7 separate regions of the Mus musculus genome follow, and regions 2, 3, 4, 5, 6 and 7 are each linked to region 1. The links are chromatin loops, found by intact Hi-C in ENCODE. Cell type or tissue: gastrocnemius. All regions are shown on one strand. Region 1 overlaps Bcas3 (breast carcinoma amplified sequence 3). Region 2 overlaps Bcas3 (breast carcinoma amplified sequence 3). Region 3 overlaps Bcas3 (breast carcinoma amplified sequence 3). Region 4 overlaps Bcas3 (breast carcinoma amplified sequence 3). Region 5 overlaps Bcas3 (breast carcinoma amplified sequence 3). Region 6 overlaps Bcas3 (breast carcinoma amplified sequence 3). Region 7 overlaps Bcas3 (breast carcinoma amplified sequence 3).

Region 1 (4,000 bases):
GTGGCAGCTCAGGTCACAAGGGGCTCAGTTGGGAGAAGAAGCCCCCTTGGCTAGCAGCCTCTAGCTTTTGACCTGGGTGTTTCTTTCACTGTGGGGAAGTCTTCAGGCCATTATGCGGTATAAAGCCCTATGCAATGACACTGCTTCTCACGGGGTGCTCCTGCTCACGCACTCATGCTCCGCCAGCATTCTGCCTCAACCCTTAGTCACACTATCCAGGATCAGTAGGTGGGCACAAGCCAGGACAAGAGAGGAGACAGTATGCCTGATCTGTCCCGACTGCTGTCCCAGCTGACTTGTCTCGAGCCCTGTCCCAGCTCAGCCCCACTGTTCCCTTGCTCTCTCACAAGTTCTACCTGCTAGCAGGGCTTGAGCTTGTAGAAACTATATGGCTTCTCTGTATAACGGGATCCTTTGTGGGAGTCTCTTCCACTGAAGAGAGAGGCCCTTACTTGCGTCAGTCTTTCCTCTTAGCCTTACCCCACCGCAGCCAAGTTTCCTGGGGACCCACAGAATTTATATGCTGAGTTGGTCTGTAGAGTAGCAAGGCCTGCTGCCCTGGTTCTTGTACCTCCACACTGCTATTTTGGATATGGAAGCCAGATCTATTTACCTATGATAACCTTAACTGATTCACCATCTCTTCAACCAACTGGGGTGGGCAGAGGGCTGGGAATAGGAGACCCTACTTGCTGGATCAATTCACTGGCTTTCTAAGGTCAGTTCCTACTCTCTCTTTGCTTTGAGCTGTTGCCTCTAAAACGTGGGCAAGCACAGGCATAGACATTTCTGGCGTCTTCTCCAAACTCAGATGTGACCTACGGCTTAGCTTCTTCCTCTGCAGTCTGCCTGTCTGTGTTTTACAGTTTTGCTTGCCTACCTCAGGAAAACAGGACCTTAAGAAGTTACTCAAAACATCAAGGTATATTCAGCGATACACTCATCTGGTTTCAGAGCTCAGTATCCAGCCTGTACCTGCCCCAGTCCCCTGCCACCAAACACATGCAGCACAGCTGGCTTTGGTTAGGGAGTGAGGGTCATGGCCCCCACTAGGCTGGCCATCATCATCCAGCCACTCCCGCCCTCTGAAGGTCACACTGTAGCCCAAGTTGGGCTGCCCAGAAGCAGCAGCAGCCGCCACGGAATGGGTCAGGGAAATGCTAACCATGCCAGTCATATCTGGGCCTAGCCCAGGTAGATGGGTACACAGCATTATCAGTCCTAGCAGGTTGGGACTGTTGTGAGGAGGAGGAGGAGGAGGAGGAAGAGGAAGAGGAGAAGGACTGTGGATAAAGGCTGAGGGACTGGTTGTGGTGCCTGATCCCCAAGAGACACTGGCTTCCTGCGGGGGGCCTTGGCTCTGGGAAAGCCATGAGATAACTCTATATGGACAGAAAGATGAGGCCGAGGGCTGCTCAGATCTTTTCCTCCAGCTTGCTTTCAGGTTCACCTTCATCTGGGGACAGGAGGGAGAAGGCTATCGAGCAAAGGGAGGCCCTAGGCATCAGCAAGCAGAAGGGCTTCCCAGGAGGAACATCCAATAGAGTCCATTTTCTCTCCTCCTTTCCCCACAAGCAAGCCCAGGAGTGTCCCAGAAAGACCGGAAGGACCTGAGAGGCTTGCAGAGGCCATGCCCTCCCGCGCAGCCATCCTAGCACTAGGGGGCGCTGACAGCAGGGCCAGGAAGGGCAGGAGAGGAGCAGGCAGTAGCAAGAAAAGCAGGGGCCTCTTAGTGATACAGATAGGATGGATGCAGGCCCAAGGAAAGCCGCCCCAGATAAAGGAGCAGGAGAGGCCATCAGTGAGGGAAGAGGGGCTTCTTTGCTGAGCAGAGAGAGAGTCCCAGCAGTCTTGATACAAATGCAACATATCCACACTGCCAAGAAAGCTAAGGAATCCACAGCCCAGGCCGCAGCTCTGCACCCCACTGTCCCTCTGCACAGGCCCCAGCAACATCCCCAGCCAACCTGGTGACCCCACCACATAAGTCTGAGTGGACACACCCCATCCATCAAGTGACAGTGCAGGGAGAGTTGCCAAGGGGTTACAAGATGGAGGCCAGGTGTGGCTGAGCTGCCTGGCCCATTTTTTCTCTTTCTTGCTTAGGCCTGGGAGAGATGGGGCCGGACAGGAGTGTTTAGTGGCCCCACATCTCAGGGTACCTAAGATTTTGCTGACTGTCTTCTTTAAACATTGCACTGGTTAGTCTGAAATGGCCACTGGGTCCCAAGATCATATTCTCACTCCAAGTCCGGAAACTGTGAACCTCATCTTGTTATCCCTCTAAAGGCATCCATTCACTCCTTATGGTCCCCAGGTATAAATTCCCTGGCATACCAATGGCTGTTCACAGCCTGCCGCCCTGTCTGACTTCACTGGTGTTTCCTATTTGAATGAGGAGCTTGCTATGGACAGCTTTAGGCCGCCGAGCTCCAACATGCCTGCTTCTCTTCCTGAGCTTTCCGTGAGTGTCTGCTCTTTTGCGAACCACGGTGTCCACTGCAGAGCACCTAGGCTCGGAACTCCTCATTTGACTCCTAGTTAGCTCTCAGGAAGACAGGCCCTGGTCGGGAATGTGTGCCTCAGTCCCTGCTTCTCCAGTCACAATCCCCAGGCCTGAGAAGTAGCTTGTGCTGAAAAATAATTTCTGGAATGAATGAATGGTGTGGTGGGAGACATGGGACCTCTCTCCAGCTCGGACAGTCAGTGAGAGGCCCAGGGGCCCAGCTGGTCCGGCTGGGACGGTTTCTTTGGCACTTTACTAGCGACTTCTATCAAACCCAATCTCTTTCTATTCCTCCAAAGACACCAGAGTGAGAGTGTGTGGTGTGGGGTGAGAACATGGAGGAGGGCAGATGCACACGGGATCCCCACTCGAGTCACCCCCCAGCCCTGGAGCAAGTGGCGAGTAGAACCGTGTGGAAGTGCGTGGCCTTACCTTCCTCCGTCTCGAACGCACGCTTTGTTACTGTTGGGCTGTTCACGCACGCTGGGCTGTTGGCATTGTTTTTTTTTTCCTTTTTTTTTCCCTTTTGGAAAGAAAAGCATTGAGGAATCTTTTTCTGTGTTTTCTTTGAGAGATCTGGACAATGCTCCAGAAGTACACGGATCTCCACAAGCAGGAGGAGGAGGTGGAGGGAGGTGCAGGGGTGACACACGGGCAAAGGGCGGTCTTGCAGGGACACTCTGCTGTCCAGGACACTGACATGCACGTGAGGCGGCAGGAGGCTGACTGGTCATGGAGGGGCGGGCCCAGAGGCAGAAGTGTTGTGAATCTTTCAGTATGGGGTAGGGAAGAGGAGTCACACAGTAAGCATAGAACACATAAAACGACGGTTTCTAGAAGGGGATACACAGGGACCTATGGCCCATGCAGTGACAGACGGGGCCCCATGCAGGTGGGTTGCTGGGAGAGGAAGAGGAAGGAGGCAGGCTGACAAGTTTTCAGAGGGAACCCTGGACATTTTAACATAGTAGCCTGGTTTCAGTTCACCATTGCCCTCCCTCTGCCCCCACCTCCCCAACCCCACCTTCCCTAAGTCCCAGCAGCTTACTGCAGTGTAAGTAGACGCCAGATAAAGCCTAGCAGAACCAGCTAGGGCCAGTCAACTAGGGAGGTTCTCCAAGCATCACGGAGTCTGGCCCATGCTTTAAGAAAGCTTGTTCTCCTATCCCCAGCCCTCCCCACAGCAGGGCAGCACATAAGGAGGAGCCTCAAGCAAGTTCTCAGACTCAGGCTGTGCCCTCATATTCTCCAGGGACTTGGTGACCCTGAGCTCACCGGAGGGAGAACTGGTCTTAGGGCAGGCCACTAATACTACTGCCCATGACCCCACACCACATTGGTCTTACGAGAAACCAGGCTTGTTACCACAGCTGATCCCCAGTAGCAGAGACTAGGCAGGCCACAGGGGACAGGAGTGGACAGCAGAGCCAGCAATGAGAAGGGCGAGGCCTCTGCTTTCATGAAATAAATAAGCCTGAAGCAGAGGAGGCCTTG
Region 2 (4,000 bases), 440 kb after region 1:
CCTTGGCTAAGCACGCACGGCTGATCCAGACCTCACAGCCCCAGCCATGACTTCAGCACACACCAATCTAAGTATCGGGCCTTTGAAGCTGCTCTAATGGTATCTTCCATTTGCAACTAACACTTCTGTAGTCAAAAGATCTTCCTTGGGGTAGATGTTAATGCAAAAGCACTCAGACAGCCTGACATGTGTGCCAGGAGGCAGACTGGAAGGTGCTCAGAAGTCAATGTAACACCATTACAGAGGGTGTTGGCCTAAGCAGCTGTCATAAACACTTCACAGTCACTCAAGCACACAAACTTCATTGCCTCTAATTCATTCTTTGTACTACAGCTTGAATGGGTTGAATCTAAAATATACACTGAGCAAAAGAATACAGACAAGACAAGGAAGACTCCATAGTGCATAAATTTAAATTGTTTAAAACTGCCAAGCTAATCTGTGGTCAGGACAATGACTGTTTTACCCATGGGGGAGGGAACTACATGAGAAAGAAAAGGATCCTTAAATGCCATCCAGTGTGTTTGTTCCACTTACTTGTCTGTGTGCATACATGCACAATCACACATACACAGGAAAAAGTCAAGCTATAAACATGAGCTTTATATAGCTTGTGGTATTATAAACTATATTTACAATGGTATATGACGTCTATAAACTATCAATTCATGAAAGAAACAAGAGGACGCTTATATGCATATTCAATATAACAGAAACCAATCTGAAATGGCCACTCCAAGTATGGCAAATGACATTTGCCAAATACAATATCAAGTAATGAGAAAAATGATGGCCTCTATTCAAGGTGTGGGGACATGAGTGAACAATGCTCAGTGACTCGTGTCATGGCACATCTGTCAAAGCCCCTCATACAGCACTGAAATGAACCCTGACTGTGGGTGGCAATAACATGTGAACTCAGGTTCAGAGACTCCAACCACATCACTCTGCTTTAGACTGTTGGTAAACAGGAGTCACATGTACCCATGGGACATACAGCAACTCCGTCCTTCTCCTCCAGTCTACTTTTTCAAGAAGTATTTACTTCTGCCCAACAGTGAGAGGCAGAAACAGGCAGCTGTGAAGACCTCCCTGGCCAGACAGTAGAGCTGAAACCACAGCTTCTGGTTCAAAAAGAGACCCCATCTCAGGGCAATTAAGACAGAGAAACAACTGAGAAAAAGAGCCCATGCCTTTTTTCTCCTAATGGAAACACACACTCATGCACATTCAAGAACATGCACCACACATCCACATACAAACAAACAAAAACCAACTATACATACATATTCCTAGAAAGCAAAAAAAAAAAGGGGGGGGGCTCTCATTTAAGAAAGATCCCAACTTAGGATAAACTTCAATTATGAAGTAACAATCAGCCTACAAATTAGCAAAATTTGCATAATGCTATTAGAACACACTTGGGCTTGTCTAAAAGACGGCCTTAGGAGTCATACTACAGGGGAAGGAAGGAATGAGAGCAAGGACACAAGTCTAAAGATGCCAGAAATGACATTCATTACTTTGTATGTTTATATTAATGTCAATAAAAGAAACTAATAAAAATTTTAAGAATGTATTATAGAGTCAGACACAGTGACACATGCCTATAACCCCAGCTCTTGGGAGGCTACACAGGATGACTGCCAAAAGTTTGAGACCAGTATGGGTTAGAGGAAAAGTCTGACTCAAAAAAATAAAAGAAAAATATAGAAAAACTTTCAGTTCAATAATCTGGGCAGATTCAACATGTTCCTTCGTCTATGCTGCTATTCTATCTGACACCCAGCACAGACCTGCCCATCACTTCTCCTTCCTGTAAGGAAAGCAGAGAACAAACACAAGGCCTGTGCTCAACAACAGCATATGCAGCCTGAATGGACTCCAAACCTCTGCTTACCAATGCACTCAAATCACCAACTTAATATTACTCCCAAATGAAACCTATAAAAATGTTTCCTGGCTAACAATCTCAATGCGGCAAGGTCTACTGGCATATAGCTTCTAATAAATAATGGACTAATTGCTTTCTACCTCAAATATGCCCTCATGTGTTTGCTCTGCAGGTTTTGGTATGCAAAGCTTCACATTAAGCTTCAGGTCATGCTTTCTGTAGATCGGTGTGGCAGTGACACCTAGTGTCCAACATCCGAAGCACACGCAAACAGAACCAGGCACAGTGGCACACACCCATAACCCCAGCTCTTGGAAGGCTATGCAGGACAACTACCAAAACTTTGAGAGTAGTATGGGTTAGATGGAAACTCTGGCTCAAACAAAAAAAACAAAAAAAAAAAAACAAAACAAAACAAAACAAAAAAAATTCAATAACATTTGTAAACCCAGAAGGTTTTATTTTTATAATGATTTATTTATTTATTTTTGTGCTATGTGCATTGGTGTTTTACCTGCATGTATGTCTGTGTGAAGATGTCAGATCCCCTATAAATGCAGACAGTTGTGAGCTGCCATGTGAGTGCTAGGAATTTAACCCCAGTCCTCTGGAAAAGCAACCAGTGGTCTTAACCACAGAGCCATCTGTCTAGCCTCTTGCTGGCTTTCTTGTTTTGGTTTGTTTGTTTGTATTTTAACAGGCTTGACAATCTAACGATGGCCAGTCTTAAACTCACAATCCTCTGCCACACCACCATAAGTTGGGATCACCTGTGTATAACATACATCCAACCCTACATAGGTTTTAAAAAAAAAAAAGAACAAAACTCTCAAACTCTGACCCTTCCAGTCCTGGCTTCCTGAGTAGCTGGGATCACAGATGCTCAAATTTTATTTCTTCAAAAGTGATGCAAAGACTAAGGAGATGGCCCAGAGTGCACAGGAACACTGGCTCTACAAGCATGAAGACCCGAGTTCAAATCCCCTGTACTCACCGGAAAAACCAGGTATGATGTGTGACTGTATTGTAGGCCGAGAGCTCACTGAACAACAAGACTACTCCAAAATGTACAGTTCCAGTTAGTGAGATATCCTAGCTAACACCAAAAGTCCTGCTCTGGCTTCTGAATGCACACGTGGGTACGAGCACTTGCACACTCACTCACTCACATGCACACTCATGTACACACAAACATACTAACATGTACCCATATATGCATACTTAACATAACAAATACACACATACATGCACTTGCATGTACACATTATTTTTGGTATTATTATTGCTATTATCATTATTATCATGCCAACTCATATCACACAGCACCAAGCTAGCCAAGAAATTGGAGAAACTGACTTCTAAATCTCAGGGTTTTCATAATCCTCTTACAACAAACCCCCAAACAAACGTTTGGACAATGAAAACTGTTGACAGACTACACAACACATTGAGCTATTAGGGTAGACACATTGGTTTAGTTTATTGAGGCATAGTCTCACCTGTAATCTAAGACAGCCTGGAACTTGCAGCACTCCTCCTTCCTCAGCCCCTCAATGCTGAGATTATAGGTCTGAGCCATGTGGCTCAGCTAGAATGATTTTATTTTTCTTATTTTTTACTTTTGACACTACAAAATCATACTCTACTAATAACAGGGTCTTAGTTACTTTTCTACTGCTGTGGCAAAATACCATGACCATGGCAACATATTTAAAAAAAAAAACATTTAATTTTGATTTTACAGTTCCATTGGTGATCCCTTGAAAATCAGAGCAGAGAGCATTGAAGCAGGTAGGCAGGCATGTGCTGGAGCAAAAGCTGAGAGCTTACATCTGATCCACAAATTCCCATTCCCACAATTAACTTTTAACTGCAAATATGTTTCAATAGACATAAGGGAGTTCTCTGCCTTAGACAAAATAAAACAAGGGCTAGAAATGTCCCTCCATGATATGCAAGGCATCCACCAGGTCCTGGGTTCAAATCCAAGAACACAAATGGGAACTGAGGTATAGTTCAGTTGGTAGAATGTTGGCCTAGCATGCAAAAGCCCTAGTGGCATTCCCAACACTGCATAGTGGTCAGACCTGCAATCTCAGTTCAAGG
Region 3 (4,000 bases), 310 kb after region 1:
TATTTTACCTTCCAAAATTATCAAAACCAACTTCAGTGTTTGTAGTCTTTTTTTTTTTCTTCTTTTTGAGGCAGGGTTTCTCTGTGTAGCCCTGGGGGTCCTGGAACTCACTCTGTAGACCAGGCTGGCCTTGAACTCAGAAATCCGCCTGCCTCTGCCTCCCAAGTGCTGGGATTAAAGGCGTGCTCCACCACCGCCCAGCTCAGAGTTTGTAGTCTTAATCCTGTTTTTATGCCTGAAATGGAAGATAGACTGATCCCTTCACAGGGAAGATAATCAATCATTCTGTATTGACTTTTACTTCACAGGTATGAGTGTTTACATGCATGAGTGAGTGTGTGTGTGTGTGTGTGTATACCACCTGCAATGACATTAAATTCCTGGGAACTGAACTTACAGACAATTGTGAGTCAACATGTAGGTAACAGGAGTTGAACATAGGTACTCTGGAAGATCAGACAGTGCTCATAACGACAGAGTTGGAGGGGCTGGAGAGAAGGCTCAACAATTTTAAAAAATTAAATAATGAAATAAAAGCAAATTAGTAAGTAATAAAACTAAAGACTGAAACAGTCATTTTCATGTAGTGGTCAAGGATATTTTGGCTTCATCACAGCAATGAGTCTAGGTGTCAGTACTTCAAAATCTATCCAGTGTGAGCACAATGTCAGTCAGAACTACAATGCCAGTCAGAACTACAATGCCAGTCAGAACTACAATGTCAGTCAGAACTACAATGCCAGTCAAAACTACAATGCCAGTCAGAACTACAATGCCAGTCAGAACTACAATGTCAGTCAGACAAAGAAGAAAATTAAACAATGGAGATAATAGCTTAAAAAAAAGACAAAAACCTGTAAAAACATTAAACAATAGAAAATAACATAAGAAAAGACATGATAGTAAGAGAAATGTTCAAAGAAAAGTCTCTGTTAGAACACACTGTGGGGACAAGAATGCAGTAGGACATGGGATGGTGGCAATGGGGAATCTCTCACAAATACAAAAACACAAAGCACAAACAGGAGCTCCAGGCCCAGACAGGAGAGCCAAGATTCATCTCACAGCAGCTTTAGAAAGGGGCATACAGGAAAACAGTGGAGAAGAAACAAGAAGTGGAAAGCAGAGGCTACTGGGGACTAGATAAGGGAAGGAAGGACAGGGCCAATCAGTGGTAAGAACAGAGAGATGAGCTGACAGCACTAACAGTGCCTGAATCATGGCATCCAGACAACTGCTGGTTTACAAAAAAGCAGGACACACATGCTCCGGGACAGGAGGGCTGGGAGCACACTGACAGCACTTAGGAAATAACACAACTAAAATGTTTCCATTCACAGCAGTCGTCAAGAGTCACACACAGGAAATGAACATCTGTACAAAGTACTCAAAAGAGCTGTAAGTTGGTGATAATACAGAGTCCACATCCTTGTGAAGAATTTGGAGAAGAAAACACAGAAAACACAAGAAAACGAAGAGATGCCATGGTGGTATCTGCTCCCAAGATACCCAGGTTCAAGCCCTGATGACAGGAACAGAAAAGCTGAGAGCACACTGCCCTCTAGAGGTAGCATGTTTCATTAACCATTAAATGCTAAACCCAAACTGTTCATGATTTGCAAATGCAAATTTGTATTCATAAGCAAAAAAAGCAAATTGAAAGATTGTATTTGCATCAAGTGATAATTACATTAAATTTATATTTATTTTATATTTTCTTGTTGCATTTATTTTAAAGGAGTTTATCTAAACAACATAAAAGATTACAGTAGTTAAATTGGGTTTAATTTTATGTTTAAAACATTTTTAGACAGCACTGTACACTAACAGGCTCCTGAGGGTTCTCATAGCTTACTTTACTTCTCTCACACATGGGACTACGTATGCCTCCATTTGGCTGGTGTGAGTAGTGCCTGTGTATGTGTGTGCACACAGACATTCCACGACATGTTTCTTGTTCTAGTGCTTCCCTGCTCAAAGAGTCTCTCACAGACCCCAGAGCTTTGCAGGCCCAAGACTGGCTACCCAGTCAGCTTGCTCCGGGGATCTTCGTGACTACTCCTCCCAAGTGCTGGAACTAGAGGCGGCTCCTGCAAGATAAACGTCCATGTGTGTAGCAAAACTACACACTGAGCCATATCCTTATGCACTCTATGTCCCTCTTAATACTTCTGTGAACTACACACTGCTATAAAGATTATGAACTACTAGAGGTGCTATCTTTCTTTAATAGTTTTTTTCAATTAGTGACTTAAAAAGGATAATTTGAGATGGGATATCACCTATCAGCATTAGGCTGGTCCCAAATTCATGACAATCCTCCTGCCTCAGCATCCAGAGTACTTAATCACAGACTTGTGTCATATCTTGGCTTCTTATGTGGTTTTTAAATTAGACATCTTGCTGTGTGAGGCTACCCTTTCCCAAACATTTGCATAAAGAACTCATCCTCTATCTCTGCACAATTACAGAAAATGACATGAAAATATTGAAAATGTGGGTGGTGTTGGTGTATAGTAAATGTCAAAATGAGCATAGAGTTATGCCAACGTTTTCAGAGGATGCCTCGGGAACCAGGAAAACATTAGGTTTTTACAACAGATTAGAAGCAAGGCTTCACTGACCTCAGGCAACAGGCTACAAGGAGAGAGCAAACTCCAGGTGCTAAGCGACCCAAGGAGGGCTCTCCCACATGGCGTGTCTGCACCATTTATATACTCTGTGTCAGATGAGGCATGGAATTTAAAGCAGAACTTCAGCGCACATGATTGATTTTTCTTGGCAAAAATTAAAACACTTATGGAAACTCCACTCCACAAGTAAACAGTGACTAGAAGGAACAGTCAGGACATGGCACTCTGGTGCTGCTGACTCCCAAGGAGGTGAAGCTATGTGAGGAGCTGGGTGGCTGCTGCATATTTACAATAGGATGCGGTCTATATCAAGAAAACTCCCTATCGACCAAAGTAAATAACTACAATAAACCATCAAATGAAGGCTGTAAACAGTCTCCAAGTGGTAAGACGGGAGTGCCGTACACACAGATGCTAAAAAGACAGAAAGACTGCTGGACTTGTAAGCCATTTGCTGAAATATAGCAGCTCTGGGTCCAAGAAATGAGAGGCCTCCTTCAAAGTCCTCAAACCTCAGGTTGGGAGGGAGCAGGGTCTGGAATTCAGTTGTCAGATGCTGCAGGCCTGGCACAACTCCTTCTCCAGACCAAGCCAGAAAGAAGCTGGGTTAGGGGACATACTCAAACCTTGGGAGGTGGAGGCAGGAAGGGAGAATCAGTGATAAAGGGTAGCCTTGGCTACGTAAGGGGTCACATAGTTACACATAACTACTAGTGAGGCCAGTCTGGGTTATCCAATGAGACCTAGGAAGAACGGAGGGAAAAAGAGGGAGGGACAAGAGAGGCAAAGGGAGGTCAGTGAGTCCTTAAAAATCTCAGGACAGGGCAGACACTATATTCTTAAACCTAAAAGGAAAACCTACTTCACAAGATAAAGAAACAGGAAAAGTAAGCAGGGCCAGTGTGGTGGGTGAGCAAGGGCTTGCAGCCAAAGTCTGACTCTTCACTTGAGCTCAATCCCTAGGCCCACACAGTGAAGGGAAGACAGGCAACTCCCAAAGATTATCAGAAACACGTACGTACATATACAACCACACACACATACACACGCAGACACAAGCACGCACCTAAAGAAACAAATGTAAAAAGCACATCTATCAACTATGTGAGCTCACGTGTGGAACCGTGACTAGTGCCACTTTCAACTGCGGATTTGTATCATCTCCCACTTTAGAAATACTCACAAGCTAATGTCCATACTGAAAGCAATTAAAAGCAAAGAAATAAATTCAAATTTTTATTTCATTCAGTAATATTGTTTACTTACATTGTTTTGTTAAAAAAAAAAAACATGAGAAATGAATCAATCCTGCACACTGCTGACGAACAGCAGCAAAGTTTGAGTGACAGCAGTTGATCCATACGCAC
Region 4 (4,000 bases), 110 kb after region 1:
TCTGAGGACACTGGTGTAAACGAATCACCACCGGGGTCTCAGGGGCTTTCTGTAAAGAGCGGGAGAAGGAGACTTTCCAGGTCTTTCGGCTCACCCGTCAGCAAGTTACTTCACTTCTCCTACACTCACCTGTGAAACGGGTGTATGAACAGCCGCGGCAGGGCAAATGTGAGGACTGATGACAGCCTACTTCGAGGGAGCTGCGCACAGTGCTTAACACAGAGAGGCATTGTCAAGTCTGTCCAAAGCAATGGGGAGAGTACCCACAGTCCTGCTCGGTGAGATGCCACAGTGGCACTCCTTTGGACAAAAGATGACCTCAAGTGCCCTAGAAGCACTAAGGGGATCAGCCAACAGGAGAGTTGGAGAGATAGGGGGTGTCTGGTGTCTACGGGAGATCTCCAACCTGATTGCCCTAGGCCAGGAATGGACAAGTGCCCACTCGAAGGCTGGTGCCCTTGGAACAGAACATGAGCCTCTTAGAAGTAGGTTGATGGAAAGGAAAAAACAAAATGGCTGGAAAAGTTCAACAGGTTCATTGAGCTCCAGATGCTAACCAACCTGCTTTCAGGGGTAGCACTTCCCATTGTTGCCAGAGACCGGTAAAGGACGGTAACAGACAACCTCAGCTTGGCCTGTGAGACAGATCACCTGGGCCCAAGCCCTGCAGCAATTACTGTGCTATGAAAGGCGGAGCTGGACTCTAATAAGTGAGAACAAAGAGCCAACCACCCTGGAACATTTAGCAGACCTCTGGGTCATTATCTGGCTCAGTTTCAGTGTTCTCAAATTCTGTGTGCTCTCGAGAAGAATGGAGATCCACAGATTAGTCCTCTGGGCACCCCTTATTATCCTCAGGTCCCTTCAAAATAAAAACACAAGTAAAAGTAAAACCCATCTAGCAGCTGCTACTACTTCAGCACTGACAGCATACTGGGTGCTACCTTTGCAAGAGGGAACCAGTTAGAAAGGGCTCAGATATAGAAAAGTGATATCCAGTACCAGCCAGGGAACAGCAAGGTTCTTTCTGGCACCCAAACAAGCTCTTTAGGAGAGAAGGGCTGTGCATACATAGACCCTTGGGTTTAAGAAGGAAACTCATCATCTAATCAGAAATGAAACAAGAATCCTCAAGAGCTCAAGGCTCATGGCAACATCTGTCAGTCTAGAATGGATTAATAAAATTACAAGGGATGGTAAAAATCTTATCTCAGAGGAATTACAAACACAAGTCCATATGCTACAACAGGATGGGACAGTCAGTGGTCAATATTTGGCCAGTGTTCTCTGTTTCCTCCCCTGTAAGACCAGAACACATGACAGAGGGCATATCCCAGGCCCATCACCCTTATTAGAAGGCCAGGGCGTAAGGAGTGAGCATCTTTCTGCTATAATACTTAATCCATTTTGTGATGTGTTCATGGGAATTTTGGGGAAGACCCTGCTGGAAGGAGGGCTCGTCAGAGGCGAGGGGCACGAGCACATGAATGAAGCTAGGAAGGTAAGGCATGCTAGGGAGATGCTTAGTAACAAGTCTGTCACACACACAGGGCTCCTCTAGGCAAGAAGTGGGAGTCGAGACGGAAAGCATCAGTTAGAACTGAAGTGGAAACAAGAGTTTGGGAAGTGTGTGCACACGGCATGTGCATTTCACTGAACAGTCATGAGCCCCCTGAGCAGCTTGTTGCTCGTGTTTGAACAGACTAAACGAAGGTCTCATATTTGTTGCAAGGCTGTCACTTCTTGGATTATATGATGGGTGGTCCCAGATCCATTTCTTCCATCATACCTCAATTGAGACATTATTTAAAGGCAGCAACATATAAGTCAACTGTCTTTCATCTCTAGGATGGAACCCCAGGGTCCTGAACATGTTACACAAACCTTTACCACTGAATTATGTTCCTAACCCTTGGCTTTGAAAGACAGTGTATGTTAGACTTGAACTTGCTAAAAGCCCTGGATGGCCTTGAGCTGACAATCCTCCACCTCCAACTCTAGAATGCTAGGCTCACAGGTATGTACCACCATCTGGTTCATTAAGGTTTTTGAGGAGAAAAATGCGTTGACATGAGAAAACTTCAGTTATTTTGGTTAAGATTCTTGCATGACTACTGGAGTATTCTAGTTAGGAGAGATTGAGTATATTTGTAAAGAAATGATTGAGTGCATGTGAAGAAATGACTGAAGATGTGTCAAAAGCCAGGATCAGTCTCTTTATCAGCTATATCATTTTTGTGCTGTTTTCTAAGCTTTAAGGCAAACATCTAGAGGTTTTTGAGAGGACCTGATGACTTTCATGGAACCATACTTAAGAACTACACTGAGTTCTTGCCTTTCTGCAGGTTGACGCCTGGGGTTGCTAATAGTTCTTGGGCCATAGGACAGAAATAACCCTAAACCTCTTAGGTTCCTTATGAAGTGACTGTTTTATGTGGCCCTGTCTCCAGCTGGCATTACCATCTAACTCCTCTGTGCCTTCCTTGGCTATCTCCAGCTGGCATTACCATCTAACTCCTCTGTGCCTTCTGGCTATCTTCAGCTGGCATTGCCATCTAACTCCTCTGTGCCTTCCTTGGCTATCTCCAGCTGGCATTACCATCTAACTCCTCTGTGCCTTCTGGCTATCTTCAGCTGGCATTGCCATCTAACTCCTCTGTGCCTTCCTTGGCTATCTCCAGCTGGCATTACCATCTAACTCCTCTGTGCCTTCCTGACTCAGCGTCTTCAAAGGAACCAGGCAGACATCGATCTCTGACACCTTGAACTCCCCAGACAAAGACATCCACAGAAAGCAAACCAGAGAAGAAACTGCTTAGGGCTTGATGGCAAGAGACTTAATGACCTCTGTAGGGTGGTCTAGGTCAGGGCCTCTGAAAGTAAATCTACAACTTTCCTGTCAAAAAGTGCCTCCATCGCATAAAGCCACCGGGCCACTTGGCTCATGCCTACCAGCAGAGGTTGAGGGTGTGGTGGGTAACATACAGTCACTAAGGAAGGTTTAAGAAAAAGTCAGAAAGTATAATATAAAGGATATAATTGTGATTTGGAGGTTCAGAAATCTGTTTAACCAGGATCCATTTTTAAGGGGAATGAGTGGTACAGTCTTTAAAAGTCTAGGAGGAAATATGTATACAGTAGCTTGCCAAGAAAACCATCAAGAACTCAAGTTTCCTTCAAGTTAAAGCCCATCACTTAATAAAATAATAAGGTATCATTCACTGAACATCTAAACAAATTGCTAGGATGTTACCACAAACAGCTCAGGGAAGAGAATACTGTGGTGAGCTTCCCACATAAGCAGCTACAGCAGAAATCCTCTAAACCCTACACACAGTATGGCTAAAACAGTCTATAAAAGAATGCTGAAGAACGACCTTTCTGTTGGAAAAGCTTCGCCCTCAGCAGACACAGCAGTAAAGCCATCTACCCAGGGAGAGGTACGGAGCCAAGTCTCCTCTGATTTCAGGGCTGACACCTACTCCTTGCTCATGAGGATATGCACACTGTGGTGCAGAAGTCTCTGCCTCCCTAGTAGCTGCATGTGATGCTTTGGCAACAGTGGCATGGAGAGGAAACAGGAAAGCAGAATGCAGAGCCAAATAGAGCATGGCTGGGGAAAGCAGTTTAGTCCCGCTCATCCAACTGCCCTCCTTCCTTCCTCCCCCCCCCCCCCCCCCGACTCTCTGAGACAGTATCTCAGTACACACCTGGGGCAAGCTTGTACCCTGTGATCCAAGGCTTCTGTCTCCCAGCTGCTGGGGTTACACACCCACCCAGTGCATCCAGCCTCAGGTTCTCTGCGGCACGTCTAACCTCAAGGTCTCTTCTTACCTTGTCCGAGGTAACCCAGAGGTGAGTAGTGACCCCCTGTGCTTGGGTTCTGATCCTTGGCAAATCCTATGTGAGATTAGCTTGGGAAAGTATTTGTGACAAGTGACAGAAGACGGAAACCGCTGATATTTTCATCCACTTCTGGGGTGGAGAAAAAGGTGAAGGA
Region 5 (4,000 bases), 84 kb after region 1:
CACATGCACGAAGATGCACACCTACATATTCATGTGTGTATACACTATACCACACCTACCGCACATCAAAAGGAATTCAAAGTCATCTTTGATCATATAGGAAGTTTGAAGTCAGACTGGCTTGAGACCCTGCCACAAACAAACAAATAGAAGTGACCATGTATCTATGCTCTAATAAATAACCTTTAACTCTTTGTCATGTAAGCAGTCAGTTATTCAACTCAGTGAGTCATACATACACAAAGACTTGAAAGTGGTGGGAGAAGGGCCTGGAAAAAGGGCTTCCATGATGGGGGTTGGGTGATGAGAGAGGGTAACAGGGTAAACATGACTAAGACTCACTGTACATGTTTGACACCGCTATGGGGGTGGGGGATGTTAAAGGACAGTTCCTGACTTGTCTCTCCATCTTAACACGGCTGAAGTATGCGCAGCTCTCCAAGGAGTCGGAATGGGGATGGTTTTTAAACGGTATAGACCAAAAAAGGAGGAGAAATGTGACTAGCCTCCCCGGAGTTAGAAGCACAGAAACGGTTCCATAGGCTGTGAGAAGAGTACCTTCTAAATATGCATTGTGACTGTTACCATTCCCACCTCCTAGCCCTCCCACACCCTGTCCTCTGCCCATAAGGCTGGGGCCCCATCACTTCCAGGGTCCTATCAGCAGTCACTGACATGCCGCTGGTCTCTGAGCATGCTCACAGCTCACAAGAATTCTCCCAGCCAACAACCTTCATTCTTTGGCATTGGCTCTTTGAGAAAGCATTATCAAAATTTTTTACATACATATCAAATAATACATTTGTCAAGAATAACCCGTCGTAAATAACTTTTCTTCTGGCTTATGTGAACAATGCTTATTGCTTGACTTTATAGGATTTAATTGGAGAAATTTAAAGTTGAGGGGTTCAACTTTGCAAGTACTCTCCATGTGCTGATGAGAAACAGACATGCCAGGTAGATTTCACAAAAAGAAACTCACACACTTTGTTACTTTCATGACATCATGCAAGCAATGGTCTGCAAACTACGGCAACTTATTAAGTGTAGGCACTGTGGGCAAGAGTGGGATGAGCCCCTGAGTTCTCCCAACCCAGTCTTACTTGCCCAACCCCCAAGCATGCAAGATCTTTCTTTTCTCTTTAAATCACACTAGGGGGCTGTCCGCTTCTAATTCTCTCAAACCTACCTGAAAACAAAAGAGAATGAATACAGGAACCGCAGTGAGAGCAGGGTAGGAACTTATCTAAAGAAAACACTGGTGACCCTAGAGTCCCACTGCTGCAGGAGTGGGTGCCAAGTTCTGCGTCTCCACTGAAGGATCCCAGCAGCTGCAGTGTGTTACTTGTGGCAACTCTTCTAGGATCGCAAAGGGTTTCAAAGTCATCCTGGCAGCTGCCTCCTGTCGCCCACTCTGTAATGATTGAACCTCTTGTTCCTTTTATAGACTTGTTCTCTCCTAATAAAACACTAAATGCTGCTCTGAGCAACTGTTCCAAGATGGTTAGGTGCAGGCCTCCCCCTCTTCCTCCTCTCCCCCCACACCAGGCATTTGCTCTCACAATGGATCCTGTGTAAATGGTCCTATGGAGTACACACACAGTCACATGAGCACCCACACAGGCATGCAAGTGAGCACACATGCAAGCGCCTGCAAATCCCTTTAACTAAACCTGAACTTTGCATCCATTTCCAGCTATTTTAAGAGCAGCTACTTTAAGACTGGGCAGCCATCCTAGAGCCATGAAAGCTAGTGTGCAGCACAGCCTGCTATGAACGAAGAACCATGTGGATTCACTGTGGCAGGACTCTGCAGAAACAGCATCTCCAGACTGTATCTCAGAAGAAAGCGCTTCAACCTGTGAGTGAGTGGGTGGGAAATGCTGCAAAACAGGCTGGTTTCCCCACTTGGAAATCTGAACCACATTTTAAAGGTGTGAACCCCTTTTACAGTTGAAAATGCAGAAGGGAATCACATCATACCAGAACAACGCAAGAATCGGCTCAAAGAGGTTCATTAGATCTAAACACATTGTATTCATGTATGAAATACCAAATATTAAATAAAATAAAAACTGAAGAATAGAAATTCCCAGCCCCTCTCAAAGCTCACACTTTTTCCTTAGCTCATACTCTGGCAGCTATACAAATAGAGTAAATGTCTTCCTTCAATTGAGTACAACAACATTTGAAACTGACCCTTACTTTTAAAGCTTCACTGTGACTTTACATTTAATCTGCATTCGATTTTTCTCTCCTTTGAAACAGAATCTTCCTATGTAGCTCAGGCTGGTCTTGAACTTGGTCTCCTCTCTCAGCCTCCTGAGCTTACAGGCACCAATCACCACAACCAGACTCATTTATATTTTTACCGGCCTGCTGAAGCTTGCAAGCCCCTCACACAGCGGGAGCTCTGGCTACTAGTTATCTTACCACTGGCGGCCAGCAAAGGCTCTGCTGGCATAGCAGTTGTTAGTCAATCGTTTGTTGAATAAACAAAAGAAACTTTAAAAACAAAATGCTCTTGGCTAAAACAGGCAAGCTAACAAAATCCCTTGAACACTTTTTGTTCCTTAGACTCTGAAGGCTTTTAATGAGGAATCCTGCCCTCTTGAAATAATTCTGCTTAAGTAATTGCCATTTGACTGAAAGAGACAAATACAAGGAACCTTTAGACTCTGACTAGTAGAAAGTTAGAGGCGACCAATTCTCTGTGAGGCTTTGTTCATCCTAAGACCTCTCTGAAAGTATAGATTAAAATGCTGTAATTGGTGATTTAAGATGTTAGCTCACGTCAAGTTTATTTTTGCATTTAGTGCTAAGCATTTTAGTCAAACTGATTTGTTTTTCTGTTATGACATTTTAACAAACCCGTAAGCAGAGAGAATGGCGTAATGAAGGCCATGCACTCAGCATTAGCTTTACAAATTAGCAGCTCTCGCCACTCTGACTTCACCTATAGAAACTGGTTCCGACTTCAGCTCTGTGACAATCAGATTGCTGCCAGTGCTAGCCAATTAGCTTATAATTACTATGGACTTCTAGGTCTCAAGAAACCTCCCACTTGGAAGGTGGAAGTTTTGAGCCAAAATATGACATCTGACATGGTTGCAGCTGCTTGAAATATGTCTTCATTAAAGTCAGATGAAGGAGATAAGCCTAGCCTCAAACCAACACAGTCTGCATTTTTTCTTTTAAGTACAAAAGTAGAACTCTTTCCCTGACTGTACTCCCTCCTGAGCCCCCTCCTCTTCTCCTCTCCTCGCCCTTCCTAATTCTAAAACATTTAGCCACAAAAGTGTATTCCCAGACTTGCTCTTGCTCTCACTAATGTTCACGCCATTTTCCCAGGGCCTCAGCTCAGCCTTTGAAGAAGCTAGAAGGCAAGGACACAGGGTGACATAAACTCTCCAGCAAGTTGGTTCTAAGGAATGGACCTTTATACTTCTCTCTTGCTCTCTCTTTTATGGCTTAAGATGGTGCAAAAATGTTACTTATTCCCTAAACAGTTATTAGTCTCCGTAATGTAACATAACAGATACTTTCTAAATCCTTTTAGCCTTCTCCCCCTTACTGGAAAGATCATCTTTTATATATATATATATATATTTCAAAGTGGATTTAATAAAGAAAGGAGTGCTGTTAAAGTAATACGTGAGGCTTTGACATTAAGCAGTGCAACCCTGCGGAGTCGGCAAGAACAGGGCCTCTAATCTCCAGTGATTTATAGAGGCTCTTCCTTCATCTCTGTACTTGGGGAGGGCCAAAAAATTTAGAGACAGCCTGGCGTCCCTTGTACTCCACACCACTAACTCCTGCTGGCCAGTCTGCCTGCTAAAACTTTTAACCCTGGAGCTGCCGCTGTAGCTGAACACCCATTAAAGCCAGTTTATTTGCTGTCAGAAGACAGAGCGGTTTCGTGTTGCAGCGATGTACAGGGAGGTAAACATCCACGCTGGAGGTTGAGAAGTTACAAATAAAGAGCAGAAGGGAAGCTCAG
Region 6 (4,000 bases), 190 kb after region 1:
TTCTGAAAGATAACTTCAATCTTTTACTGCCATCTTAAATTTTAAACAAACAAACAAAAAAGCACAGGGGAAGCTATGGTACTATAGTGCTCCCTCAGGGATGTGGCACTGTAGAGTGTGCTCCCTCAGGGATGTGGCACTGTAGAGAGTGCTCCCTCAGGGATATGGCACTGTAGAGTGTGCTCCCTCAGGGATGTGGCACTGTAGAGTGCTCCCTCAGGAATGTGGCACTGTAGAGTGTGCTCCCTCAGAGATGTGGCACTGTAGAGTGTGCTCCCTCAGGGATGTGGCACTGTAGAGTGCTCCCTCAGGAATGTGGCACTGTAGAGTGTGCTCCCTCAGAGATGTGGCACTGTAGAGTGCTCCCTCAGGGATGTGGCACTGTAGAGTGCTCCCTCGGGTTGTGATCCTGGCAAGGCCAGGACAATGACAGTGAAGTTTAGGGTTATCTGCCTTTCTCCTCTGCTCATCATCTACTGCTCCTGTGATGTCATGTCAACATTCTTTAGACATGTATGGCAGCCACATCTTCTTCCTGGTTTTAGAACCCTCCTTACCAGTGGTTTTCAAGCTTCTTAATGCTGCGACCCTTTAGTACAATTTCTTATATTGTGGTGATCCCAACCATAAAATTATTTCTTACATTACATTTATTATTATGTATTATTATTACATTTTAACTGTAATTTTGCTACCGTTAAGAATCATAATGTAGCCGGGCAGTGGTGGCACACGCCTTTAGTCCCAGCATTTGGGAGGCAGAGGCAGGTGGATTTCTGAGTTCAAGGCCAGCCTGGTTTACAGAATTCCAGGACATCCAGGGCTACACAGAGAAACACTGTCTCAAAAAAACAACAACAACGGGCTGGAGAGATGGCTCAGTGGTTAAGAGCACTGACTGCTCTTCCAGAGGTCCTGAGTTCAATTCCCAGCAGCCACATGGTGGCTCACAACCATCTGTAATGGGGTCTGGTGCCCTCTTCTGGTGTGTCTGAAGAGAGCAATGGTGGTGTACTCATATGCATAAAATAAATTAAAAACAACAACAGCAACAACAAAGAATCATAATGTAAAGCTGGGTATGGTGGTGTACGCCTTTAGTCCCAGCACTTGGGAGGCAGAGGCAGGTGGATTTCTGAGTTCAAGGCCAGCCTGGTCTACAGAGTGAGTTCCAGGACAGCCAGGGCTACACTGAGAAACCCTGCCTCGAAAAACAAAAAACAAAACAAAACAAAAGAATCATAATGTAAGTATCTTATGTCTGACTCCTGTAAAAGGGTCTCTCAGCCTCAAAGGGGGCTTCGACCATTTGTTGGTACAGAGGATCTCTGACCTTGTAGAACTATGTTGCCTGGATGGCTGGTACTTGCCACACTTCCTACAGAAAGAGTTCCTTGTCTTCCACAGGAATCCTGTGGTCCAGCCCAGGAGTTCTGCATCCACAGGTGCTAAACAGTGGGTCCCTGGAGGCAATGAGGAGGTGTGCACAAGTTCTTAACCTTTAAATTAACAGTGGTAATGTAAGATTTAGAAAGGAAGAGTTAGTAAGAGCAGGACAAACTGTTGTCACTTTCGTTTTCAGGAACACACTAGAAGGGCAGGTGAAAGCTTATGGTCTCGAGGTGACCCCACTGAAAGCTCTTGCTTGAGGGCCACATCTGAGATTCGCTCCCCTTTCGCCAGGCTCCCAGAGAACTCAACTACAAAAGGAGGTTTGAGCAAGGGGAAAGAACCAATATCAGGAGCTCATGGAAAGATGGAAGGATTTCTAGTCACGGTCAGTGAGTGAAATGAAATCATGAGGTAAGAGACGTATTAGTGATGCTAAGGTCAGGACCAGGTCAGGATGTGTTAAGACAGAGGAGGCCTGTCATGGGATCAGAGGCAGCCTCGTGACTCGAAAACATTTTGAACTTGGCCTCAGTTTCCTTAACTCTAAATATACCTGCCACCAAATCTAATTATTATTAATTACAAGAAGAGGAACTGAAGTCTAATAATTCACTAGGGAGCCGGGTGTGTCTGGGGGGACAGACACAAGGCAGACTGCAGACTTTTTCCATCTTCGGGGATGGTACTGGTGGCAGCGCTGCTTGACCCAGAGCAGGTAGAACTCTGTCTCACACATCTCCACTTTCCCACTTTCCACTTGGGTGGTGGTTATTATTTTTAATGTATTCCTACTGCAGTAAGTCATAAATAAGCTTACCTATTCAAATGACCACAATAAATGATGCGGAGTAGCACACAGGCCGTGAGCAGCAAAGACCCAGAAGGCAACACTTAAAACATAAACTGCCAACAGTAACCTGATCAGGTTTCATAAATCAGAGCAGCAATGGCCCTAAAGAGTGGCAATGAGCGCTCCAGTAATTGCAGCCTCCTGTCTAGGAGCATACTGTAAAAATAGCCACAGTAAGCAATCCTCCTGGCCAATCAATAGACTCCTATTAACCTCCTGGCCAATTACAGGATGATTGCCTAAGCAAACAAAGAATTATTGGCTGTTTAGTTGGGACTTTATTCAGGCCCCCTCTTCCCCTGTTTCTCATTCTGTTCCGCCTCTCCTACCCACCCCCTTTCCTGTTAGGAAAAAAACATCTGCAAACACCTGATATTCATCTAAGTCCCTGCAGTTGTACAGTCTTGTTAAATTGTTACCACCTTTTCCACAAGCAGTTTTGGCAATTAACCTCGTGGCCAGAGACTTCAAAGAAAACAACTGTTGAGTTTAACCTCTCTGAGCTACCATAGATTCTTTTATGATTTTTCCTGAGACACTTTCATCCACAGAGGAAAAATGCAGACTGATAAAATTAATGTTTATTTTAATATTTGCTTAATTTATTAAGGCAAACGCCACAGACGTTGGGACACAGCAGGATTCACCGAGTCTCCTCGCTACCACAGAATGGGGGCTTATTTTAATTTACATTCCCAGAGCATGTGTGTGCTCCTTTGCTCTTCCACAAAGCCTACGCTTGCTGGAACCCAAGGATTTGATACATTTGACCCCCTCTTGCCCTTGTTCACAAATCTCTCATATGTTTTTCAAAACTGTTTAAAAGTTCAGGATGAAAAATGCATGTGAAATGAATACTAAAAACCCCAGTTGCCATTAAAAATCTATTTTCATTTTATATTTTTACCCTCGCAGATACACTTTTTACCTTAAAAGCAGGGCTAATCCCCCAATTCTCATGAGAATAAACTACTTGCAATAAAGATCAAAATATATGACTGGGCAAGCAACACAATTCTTCTCCAGTAATCGTGGAGCCTGTGTATTTCTACGCAATTTATGCTGTGTAACCTGTCCAGCTGTGGACAACAGCAGCCATGGGCCTATTCTACCAGCTGAAGGCAGGCTTGTGGAGGTAGGTGTATTAACTCCTTCAGGCTACAGAGTTCATTTAGGATTTTAATAAAAGTGATTAAACATTTAGTAGATTCTGAGAACTACGGAAGCCTCCTCTCTCCCTGGCAATGTGAAGCCCTGGAAAATTGCCACTCTTATGAAATCTGAAGAACTCTGCTAATGATGTGGAATACTCATACTGAGATCTAGACATGAACATGAGGTTGACAGAACAAACGTGTAGCCAAGTTGAAAGAGCTTTTGTTTGATATTTACGGTCACCAGCATCGATATGTTTATAATTAGTTCCACCAAAGCTATACGTAACTGCTTCTCAAAAGATGACACTCTGTGGTGCAATACCGTATGATCTGACAATGGAGTTAAGGGCTTTCATAGGACAAAACAGCAGGTACTACAAGAACACCAAGCATTGAAGAGCAGAGATGGAGGCACAGTAGTCTGCAGGGAGTCAGAACAATGTAGATTCCCCATGAAGTTCCTTGTTCACTGGTCTGTGAGCAGCCAAGCGTAGCACTGGGCCTATAAGGGAGACTGGGAGAATAGAATGGAGTTGTGTACATAAGACAAAAACCACTGAACTGTTTTTAAAATGGGAACCATCTATAAAAATGTGAATCC
Region 7 (4,000 bases), 120 kb after region 1:
GAAGATTTTATTTCATCTTCTAGCTTCAGTCCCTAAAGAAGAAAACGGTGACAAGAAATCGGAAGTCCAATGCAGTCTGTACTCTTCATGGATGAACTTCTCATGTTAAGTGCAAGTATTTATATGGTACATGTCTGACAAAGGAAGCCTTCCTACAATCATTACTGATTGGACAGCTCCTATAGACAGCATCAGTTTATAAGTGTTTCCTTTCTGATACACGTTACAGAATACTGTAAAGAAATTATGAAAATTATATTGAACAAATCAAGAAGTGGTTCAAGTTTTTGAAAACCTCAATTTAAAGTTTACATATTTTCAAAGTTGAATAATTTTACACTGGGGTGGGAAGTGAAGTATAAATAAACATTTGCTTAAAGGTACTGAGTTGTGATAATTTTTCATGGAATGAGACTGTCAGGCAGTAGCAGTTAAATTAATATATACTGTACTTAAAAAATTAAACACTTGAGAAATAACCTTTTTAGCCACTGGAAAATGGCAAAGTCTAAGACATTTCAATCAAGTTAATTTGGGTATTAGAGAAATGCATTTTCCCACCAGAAACTATGTGAAGAAACAAATTAAACAAAATGGCCCTCCGGATGCTCGGGTAGCCCTGGGCGAGGAGCGGCACCATTGCTTGTCAATTAGGTTATTATACACACACATTCCCTCATTTTAAATCACGCCAAAGCTGAACGGTTGAAGGTATATCAAAATGAAGCATGACTTGCAATTTAAATGGTTTTTTGTTTCTTTGTTTTAACTTTCTTTTTACTCCTGGACAAAGGGTCCTGCTGGGTTTCTCAGGTTGGGCTGTCTAATTTCTTAGCTCCAAAGAGCCTCCTGCCTCAGTCCCCTGCACAACAGCTGAGACTACAGGCTTGAACCCACTGTAGTAGCTTGAACCCACTGTAGCTTGAACCCACTGTAGCTTGAACCCACTGTAGTAGCTTGAACCCACTGTAGTAGCTTGAACCCACTGTAGTAGCTTGAACCCACTGTAGTAGCTTGAACCCACTGTAGTAGCTTGAACCCACTGTAGCTTGAACCCACTGTAGTAGCTTGAACCCACTGTAGTAGCTTGAACCCACTGTAGTAGCTTGAACCCACTGTAGTAGCTTGAACCCACTGTAGTAGCTTGAACCCACTGTAGCTTGAACCCACTGTAGTAGCTTGAACCCACTGTAGTAGCTTGAACCCACTGTAGTAGCTTGAACCCACTGTAGTAGCTTGAACCCACTGTAGTAGGCTCAGAGTTTCTCTTTAACAAGCACTAACCTAGAGCAACTAGTCTAATTCAGCTATGTGTTCTAGGATCTTTCCCTAGCTCACCCTGGCATGCTAAAGTTCCTAGAACAAAAGTTCCTGAGCAGTCTTGGAAGTAGAAGAAGAGGCCAGGAGAACACTTTAACCAGCTCTGAAGTTACCTCAAAGACACCAGCATGGAGACAGATCAGTTTTTCTGGCCACACTAGCTGCAGGGCTCAGGCCCAGACTTCCCAAGGCAGGACAGTGGCAATTTGGACAGGTTACTTAACTCCCTCACCCCACCCCAACTTCCGTTTCTTTTACTTGTCAAGGTCTAGCCTTGGACTGGGTCCCCAACAAATATGCAACAGACCCTGAGAGCTGCTCACAGCCCCACTACACTGCAGAAGGCAGGGAAGGCAGGCAGGCTGTCCTTTTGCTTTTGTTTTCAACAACACCTTGAGACTAAGAAACAACAGAAGTAACTTTAGGATTGCCGTAGGAGCTGAGTGTTTCTGTTAAATTATTTATTTTATTTATATGAGTACACTGTCACTGACACATCAGAAAAGGGCATCAAATACCATTACAGATGGTTGAGATGATGTGGTTGCTGGGAATTGAACTCAGGGCCTCTGGAAGAGCAGTCAGTGCTCTTAACCACTGAGCCCTCTCTCCAGCATGGAGCTGAGTTTTTAAGGGCTAGGTTAAAGCCCTTCATCTAAAACCACCGAATGTAGGCAGGCACAGGAGACCCGGTGACTTCAGTTTGGGCACATAAAATTTTCTACTAAAGAGAAAATTCCTCTGACACCAGAGGGGGCAACTTTTTAAAATAAGCAATGTTATATAGATCAGTAATATTTGATTAGATACTTCCTTATAGTTGACCAGGCTCCAACAAGAAAGATGAGTAGCAAATCAGAAACACCACCAAATGGGAAGTAGATCTAACATCCTGTTGCCTCTTGGTACATTCTATTGCCTGTTCAAAATGGAGTCTCATAAAGTCAGGTTACCTTGAAATTCTTACATTGAAATGTTGGAATTTATAATCATGAGCCACCAAATCTAACTTAGTATCTTTTTCTCCTACATGCTCAGTGGGCAAGAGCTTGTTGCTCTTGCAGAGGACCAGCACCCACATGGTGGCTCACAACTGTCTGTAACTCCAATTACTGGGGATCTGACGCCCTCTTCTGGACTGCACAGGCACTGCATTCATATAACATACATCCATGCACTCAGGTTTGTTTTTTTTTTTTTTTAAGGAAGAATAAGTAAAGAATATAAGAATGAGGCAATTTTCCCCATTGCTCATGGATGATGTAATTTTTAACAACTCCTAGTCACTCTGTCTCCAGGATCATCTTATTCACACCGTCTCTTGAGACTGAATGGGTTTCTCTATCACTTTTCACCTTAACCCACTGAAAACCAATTTCTTTGTCTTTTAGTTAATGCCTTTTAAAAGACTGGCAAAGTAAATCTAAAGTTGGAGTATGTGCTTGTTAATAATGATATTAAACAATAATGGCAAAGGATTTATAAGTAGTTTCAACTTCCTTCTATTTGTCTTATATTTTTCCTATAATAAATGTAGCTTGGGAGGAAAAGTGGCTTTTAGATGCTCTGGGTTTGAAGTTCCTATGTAACTGAGGATGGCCTGGATCCAGCTCCTTACCCTCTTCCTCTGCCTCCTAGGGCTGGGACTGCAGGCAAGTGCCATGTGTCGCCTTGACCAGGACATGGGATGCTGGGGCTCAAAACCAAGAATTCCTGCACAGCGGGCAAGTGTTCGAGTTCCACCAACTGAACAACATTCTCATCCTGACATACTCTTTTTGGGGGTTGAAGCGAACAATGACCCAACATCTCCTAGCTCCCCACACAATGAGCAATTAAATTACTCCTTTCGGTTTCTGAAGTTTCAGCCAGTGGATGAATCCGTTCAGGTAAAGGAAAACCCTGAAGGTCACGACAACGGTGCTCACTCTAGTCAGAAAGTATCTGTGGTTTTGTTGTTGCTGGGTGTGCTGGAATTTTATGTCAAGTTCTCACTAGTTGTAGTCACTTTAGAGGAGGGAATCTCAATTGAGAAAATACCTCTATACAATGATGCTTACAGGCAGGCAAGCCTGTGGGGCAATTTCTTAATTCGTGATTGACTGGGGAGGGCCCAGCCCATTGTGAGTGATGCCATCCCTGGGCTGGTGGTCCTTGGTTCTATAAGAAAGCAGACTGAGCAAGCCCCGGGAGCAAGCCAGTAAGCAGCATTCCTCCATGGCCTCTGCATCAGCTCCTGCCTCCAGGTTCCTGCCCTCTCTTCCTTCAGTGATAGACTACAATGAGGAAGTATAAGCCAATTAACTTTCCTCCAGTTGCTCCTGGTCACGTGTTTTGTCACAGCAATAGTAACCCTAAGAAGACATTGCTTGTGCTATTGGAAATGGAACCTAGCACCTTACTCAGGCTAAGCACACACACTGTGCCCTGAGCTGCATCTCGAGAGTCTGCAATTTCTTGAGATGGAACTCTGTAGAAGTCCAAGTCTGTGTGACAAACTGAACAGACATCAGAATCCAGGACTCAGAATTTGGGTCTGGGTTTCTACCCCTAGAGGAGTTTCATGGAAAATCATTTCTTGTCTACTGTGAAGTTTAGGGAGAACCTGCAACAAATAACCTGCGGTTAAAGATAAAGATTATAAATTAATTTCTCAGTAAGAATGAAATTGGGGCAGGCT

Evidence for each region. Hi-C counts contacts between places; a loop is a spot of excess contacts. Peaks named below come from ENCODE experiments on the same cell type or tissue, not always from the same donor. Only the 100,000 strongest peaks of a DNase experiment are listed, where the experiment ranks them.
Region 2: it touches region 1 in a loop (4-fold over the local background); 20 of 42 quality-filtered maps call a loop at or near these places.
Region 3: a loop joins it to region 1, with 5 times the contacts of the local background. A loop is called at or near these places in 32 of 42 quality-filtered maps.
Region 4: a loop joins it to region 1, with 2.7 times the contacts of the local background. A loop is called at or near these places in 15 of 42 quality-filtered maps.
Region 5: a loop joins it to region 1, with 2.2 times the contacts of the local background. A loop is called at or near these places in 2 of 42 quality-filtered maps.
Region 6: it touches region 1 in a loop (7-fold over the local background); 3 of 42 quality-filtered maps call a loop at or near these places.
Region 7: it touches region 1 in a loop (3-fold over the local background); 15 of 42 quality-filtered maps call a loop at or near these places.

The regions. Positions count from the first base shown.
Region 1 is chr11:85,821,051-85,825,050 of GRCm38, reverse strand. The region is part of intron 23 of Bcas3 (breast carcinoma amplified sequence 3); the gene reads right to left. All of the region lies in intron 1 of 2610027K06Rik (RIKEN cDNA 2610027K06 gene), which reads left to right. Among named protein-coding and RNA genes, the nearest start is that of 2610027K06Rik, 9.3 kb to the left of the region's middle. In gastrocnemius, a CTCF peak has its summit at 1,650 (motif pointing right); DNase peaks (open chromatin) are centred at 1,377 and 1,660; H3K27ac peaks cover 673 bases.
Region 2 is chr11:85,380,396-85,384,395 of GRCm38, reverse strand. All of the region lies in intron 5 of Bcas3 (breast carcinoma amplified sequence 3), which reads right to left. Among named protein-coding and RNA genes, the nearest start is that of Bcas3, 29 kb to the right of the region's middle. In gastrocnemius, a CTCF peak has its summit at 2,146 (motif pointing left); a DNase peak (open chromatin) is centred at 2,148.
Region 3 is chr11:85,515,766-85,519,765 of GRCm38, reverse strand. All of the region lies in intron 15 of Bcas3 (breast carcinoma amplified sequence 3), which reads right to left. Among named protein-coding and RNA genes, the nearest start is that of Bcas3, 160 kb to the right of the region's middle. In gastrocnemius, a CTCF peak has its summit at 1,587 (motif pointing left); a DNase peak (open chromatin) is centred at 1,542; H3K27ac peaks cover 743 bases.
Region 4 is chr11:85,715,525-85,719,524 of GRCm38, reverse strand. All of the region lies in intron 22 of Bcas3 (breast carcinoma amplified sequence 3), which reads right to left. The region is part of intron 1 of Bcas3os1 (breast carcinoma amplified sequence 3, opposite strand 1); the gene reads left to right. Among named protein-coding and RNA genes, the nearest start is that of Bcas3os1, 2.2 kb to the left of the region's middle. RefSeq lists enhancers at 1-1,454, 3,143-4,000. In gastrocnemius, no CTCF peak of the experiment used is centred here; no DNase peak of the experiment used is centred here; H3K27ac peaks cover 1,585 bases.
Region 5 is chr11:85,737,203-85,741,202 of GRCm38, reverse strand. All of the region lies in intron 22 of Bcas3 (breast carcinoma amplified sequence 3), which reads right to left. Among named protein-coding and RNA genes, the nearest start is that of Bcas3os1, 19 kb to the right of the region's middle. In gastrocnemius, no CTCF peak of the experiment used is centred here; a DNase peak (open chromatin) is centred at 2,412; H3K4me3 peaks cover 571 bases; H3K27ac peaks cover 3,040 bases.
Region 6 is chr11:85,631,260-85,635,259 of GRCm38, reverse strand. All of the region lies in intron 22 of Bcas3 (breast carcinoma amplified sequence 3), which reads right to left. Among named protein-coding and RNA genes, the nearest start is that of Bcas3os1, 86 kb to the left of the region's middle. In gastrocnemius, no CTCF peak of the experiment used is centred here; no DNase peak of the experiment used is centred here.
Region 7 is chr11:85,705,239-85,709,238 of GRCm38, reverse strand. All of the region lies in intron 22 of Bcas3 (breast carcinoma amplified sequence 3), which reads right to left. Bcas3os1 (breast carcinoma amplified sequence 3, opposite strand 1) reads left to right here. Exons shown (of 6, transcript NR_045875.1): 2 at 24-2,502; 3 at 2,959-3,044. Among named protein-coding and RNA genes, the nearest start is that of Bcas3os1, 13 kb to the left of the region's middle. RefSeq lists an enhancer at 1-744. In gastrocnemius, a CTCF peak has its summit at 2,445 (motif pointing left); no DNase peak of the experiment used is centred here.